Regions from separate parts of the Homo sapiens genome. Here region 2 is linked to region 1. Evidence: read pairs that join two places in POLR2A ChIA-PET (ENCODE). Cell type or tissue: MCF 10A. All regions are shown on one strand. Region 1 overlaps EXOC4 (exocyst complex component 4). Region 2 overlaps EXOC4 (exocyst complex component 4).

The links. Peaks named below come from ENCODE experiments on the same cell type or tissue, not always from the same donor. Only the 100,000 strongest peaks of a DNase experiment are listed, where the experiment ranks them.
Region 2: POLR2A ChIA-PET joins it to region 1 with 6 read pairs; 2 of 35 experiments call an interaction of 5 or more read pairs at or near these places.

The regions. Positions count from the first base shown.
Region 1 is chr7:133,704,528-133,707,027 of GRCh38, forward strand. The region is part of intron 10 of EXOC4 (exocyst complex component 4); the gene reads left to right. Among named protein-coding and RNA genes, the nearest start is that of MIR6133, 410 kb to the left of the region's middle. In MCF 10A, no CTCF peak of the experiment used is centred here; a DNase peak (open chromatin) is centred at 1,224.
Region 2 is chr7:133,780,038-133,782,537 of GRCh38, forward strand. The region is part of intron 10 of EXOC4 (exocyst complex component 4); the gene reads left to right. Among named protein-coding and RNA genes, the nearest start is that of LRGUK, 350 kb to the right of the region's middle. In MCF 10A, no CTCF peak of the experiment used is centred here; no DNase peak of the experiment used is centred here.

The DNA of each region.
Region 1 (2,500 bases):
ACCACAGAGCAGAGAATAAGCACAAAAATACAGTGAGTAATGCACGTAGGTCTTAGCCCCATCCTGGGGAACCTGTCCTTGCTGCATCTGGCCTGTACATGTGGCATTGTATTACACTTTGTGAGTGTGCTTTTATGGGAGGGATCCGGGTGTGTGTGGAAAAGATACATTGCAGCTGAAGGGAAGAAAAAAATCTGTCCTGGGAGGGTAATTTGTTCCTTGGGAGTGCTGAATAAACTGTGTTGTACACCTGAAGTTGAACTGTGACTTGTCATGTGAGGTCATGTGTGGAATTTTCCACTTGTGGCATCAGGTGATGCTCAGAATGTTTCAGATTTTGGAGCATTTCAGATTTCAGACTTTTGGATTAGGGTTGCTCAACATGTTGAACAATTATAACAATATGCTGTTAATAATTTCACAGATTTGTTCTTACCTTAGATCTTAGTAACCTCAGCATATGATTTTATTTTCTTTCCGTAAGTTAAGAACTTTTACCTTTTCACTTAGCAGAAAAGCCGGGTAGATACTATACTTTTTAAAAATTAAGAGAGAGGCAGGCACGGTGGCTCATGCCTGTAGTCCAAGCACTTTGGGAGGCTGAGGCCAGTGGATCACTTGAGGTCAGGAGTTCTCAAGACCAGCCTGGCCAACATGGTGAAACTCCATCTCTTACTAAAAATACAAAAATTAGCCAGGTGTGGTGGTGTGTGCCTGTAATCCCAGCAATTCAGGAGTCTAAGGCAGGAGAATCACTTGAACCTGGGAGACAGAGGTTGCAGCGAGCTGAGATCATGCTGCTGCACTCCAGCCTCAGTGTCAGAGGAAGACTCCATCTCAAAAAATAAGAAGAAGAATAATTAAGAGAGATTATTTCTAAAATTATAAATGTACTGGAACTGCTAGTTAAATTCTGTCTGCTTCTAGTAGAAACTATAGTTACTAAACAAATAAAAATATAGTAGTTCCTCCTTATCCACAATTTTGCTATCTGTGACTTCAGTTACCCATAGTCAATTGTGGTCCAAAAATATTAAATATTAAGAAAGCATTTTATGGCTTATTTTTGGTATATCCAAATTGCCAGCATCACTACTTTTGGACTCTGGGGCCATTATTAAGTAAAATAAGGGTTACTTGAACAGAAGCACTGCAATACCCGTCTGAGAGTTGACTTCATAATCGAGATGGCTACGAAGTGACTAATGGACAGGTAGCGTAAAACGCACGGATACACTAGACAAAGGAATGATTCATATCCTGGATGAGACAGAGTGGGACAGCATGAGATGTCATCACACTACTCAGAATGGTGTGCAATTTAAAATGCATGAGTTGTTTATTTCTGAAATTTTTCGTTTTATATTTTTGGAACACAATTGACTGCAGATAACTGAAGCCACAGAAAGCAAAACTGTAGATAAGGAGGAATTACTGTATTTTAATTTGTTTATTAAACTTCGTTTCTACTAGAAGCAGACAGCATTTAACTAGCAGTTCCAGTGCAGTTATAACTTTAGAAATAATCTCTCTTAATTTTTAAAAAAAGTATAGTATCCACCTGCCTTTTCTGTCAGGTTGTGTATAAACTTCCCTCCCAGCGAGTTTGAATTAATGTCATTTTGATGACCACCATGTGTATGTGTAAGTGCAATTCTGTATCTGTGTGTGTGAAAAATTGTGTATGAATCCTTTTATTAGTTCCATTAGCCTCAATATAATTAAATTATTGTACTAAAAATATCCAGATAAGTAATTTCCAGCATACTACTATGATTTTACTTTATAAGAATTTACAAAATAGGCTTATCAATTACAAAAGGATACAGCAAAGGAGATGTGCACAAACATATTAGTATTTGTACTTATATTTACATTTATACACACATACATGGAAACTCACAAGTCATCATTAGACATGGCTTTTGGTTGACTAAGAGCCCTCTCTGATAGGAGAAATATAGTGCAAGCCACAAATGTAATTTTATTTCCAACAGAAATAATATGAGCCACATTTAAAAAGTGTAAAGAAATAGATGAAATACATTTTAATAATACATTTTATTGCACCCAGTACATCCAAAATACTATCTCTTCAATCTGTAATCAATATAAACATTTTTAACGAGATATTTTACATTCTTTTTTTCATATCAGGTCTTAGAAACCCAGTGTGTGTTTTATACTTAGAGCACACCTCCATTTGGACTAGCCACATTTGAAGTGCTTAATATCCCTGCATGGCTTATGAGTGGAGCAAGGGGAAAAGGTGGAGAGGGAAGAGTACCTGTCTCTCTTCTTCTTTGCTTAAGGGCACTAATCCCATCATGAGATCCCACCCTTATGACCCCATCTGAATCTAAGCACCTCCCAAAGGCCCCACATCCTAATACTGTCACACTGGGGATTAGGGCTTCAGCCTGTGAATTTGGGGAAACACAGACATTCAGACCATAGCATTTATAACCTCAAGCTTTCACTGTCTCTATCCCAGTAAACC
Region 2 (2,500 bases), 76 kb after region 1:
TGGTGTGCTGGCGATAAAAGCAGTGTGTTCTGGGGAGTTGGAAGAGCAGGGGTTAGATGCTGGAGGGATTTTGCTTGACAAGTCATATTATCAAAAAACTAGTGGTCACTAATAGTTTTTTACAACTAGCTATGTTTTTATTTCTAGTCATGAAGCAGTGCCCTAAATGCTTTAGTAAGCATAGTTAATATGCTTCCCAAAAAAAAAACCTTCCTTTTCTTTGTATTTGAAATAATTTTCTTCCTGTAATTGCTTTTGAAGAATCTAAAAAAAAAAAAAGCCATACTTTTAGCGTTTTTTGAAAGTATTACCAAGTTAATATGAGGCTTTTTGTTTTGTTTTTGTAAATCCAGAAAATTAATGATATTAGCAGCTTCAGAGATGTGTTAGATTTGGGAGCTCAAAAACTGTGTTAAGAGCTTGTCATTAAACAGCCTGATTCTTGCACTATTTTTTTTAACTGCCTTTTTATATTGATAGAGACGGGATCTTGTTTGGACTTAATAACTTTCCCAAATTCACTAGGAGTCTACAGGAATTATTGTTTGTACAAATGATTCCTGGGAGAGATGTGTTTTTTTCATTCTAGAGCATTACAGTGTCATAAAGAATCCCACATTGGGCAGGAGTGGGCCAGTTCAGGTTGGCCTGTCATGCTTAATCACTGGCTAGGAGCAACCTGGGGGAAGGGCAGGAACTCCATGAGAATCCAAACAGGTGGCGCCTGTAGACCAACCAACAGCTGTGCTCCCCAAAGCGGATTCTCTTGAAGGGAGATCTAAAGGGGGCACTTCCATGGCTGCCACACCCCTGTTAGCATGTTGGTATTTTTCAAATGAAGAACTGTGAATTTTTATCTCCTGAAATGCTAAGTGAGTATTTGACCATCTAAGGATCCCTTTTGTGATATGTTGCGCTTCATGGTGACTCCACTATGACATCACAAAACTGGGTAGATAACCTTTTATTAGCCTTTGGAAGCAAGAGGCACTGGCCACTGAGTCAGCAACCCCAACAGGAGTAGAATATGCTGTCTGTGTTCCTGCCAACACTTTGGTTCTGAAAGAAAATGCTGACTCTTGGATATTATGTCTTTCTATATAATGGAGATAAAAAGTATCAAGAAGCAAAATTCCCTTCTAAGTGTTGAATTCAAAACCATTTGTGAAGAAGGCTTTTGGAAGCAGAAAACTTTTGAAGGCCATTCTGGGTTTTCTCGTCCATTTCTTCACACCCTAGGGTGGCCATGAAACTCAAGATCAGACCAGATCTCTTGGGGTTCCTGGAGTCACCATAAAAAATAAATTGGCTTTCTGTAGGCTATAAAATCTAAAGCTGGTTTGTCCACACTGAGGTGCCATTAAAAGAACAGTGGGCCTGGATTTTGTAGACCTGAGTTTGGAATCTGGCTCCGCCACTTACTAGTTGTGTTTCCTTGAAGATATCAGTTAGTCTCTGGGTTTGTTTCTTTGTTTGCAGAGTGCAAGAATTGGAATGGCAGTGAATGCACAGACCCTGTACAATCCTAAAACTTAGTAATTCTGTCAGTGTCAGGGCTAAGTAATTCTAGATGATTGCAGTCCTCGAAGCCCAGCTGCCCACGTACTTAAAGCTCGTGGGAGAGATTGATATGTCCCCAGAGAGTCTGCCTTGCACTGGGCCTTCTTCACCTCTTCGAGTCTCCCATGCGAGGCTCAGCAGTGACTCATCATGATCACTGGAGTGGTAGGGGGCTCAGACCCTCAACTCCCAATTGTGTTCTGGACTTACAACTCTTAATGCCTTTGGCCAAGTTGTCTAACTTATCTTTAGTTTCACCAGCTGTGAAACACAAATAATGTGTACTTCCAGACCTGCCGCATAATCAGTGATAACACAAAAAAGTTTTTATTGTGTCAGAACCAATCTCTTCTAATTTTAATTATTACTTTGTGGCTTCTAATTTTAATAATCATTTCTTTGTAATCCTAGCCTATGTGAATCGTTTTGTGAGATGAATACAACCAAGTGGGGTCAGTGTCAAAAGGCTGCCAAGTGTCACTGCTGCTTGGGTTGCAGTATTGTCTGCAACTAGTATCTTTGAAGCTTTTGTTAAGACCATATTGGCTTCCTTAGCTCAGAGGAAGTAAAAAATCCAGACATTGGTAGTTATTTATCAAAGTGCTACATTAGGAAATGTTGTATTTATCCATATCCATAGGTTTACTAAAATAAATGTAACCTCTGAGGGCATGCAGTCATTCAGGGATCCAAAGTAGCTAGATACTTGGGTCTCTAGGCTTACAAATAAGCAAGTATCCCTCCTTGGTTTTATAAAGTTCTTGGATTATTTCACATCACACAAATGTACCCATCCTTGGGGACTTGAGGGCATTAACATTAATCAAAGTGAGGCAAAATTCAATTAGAAATTATCGATGCTCCCTGCATGTTGATTTTACTAGGCAAGGAGTCTCTTTTGCAATAATCTGCTTGAACAGATGAAACTCAGATCAGGCAG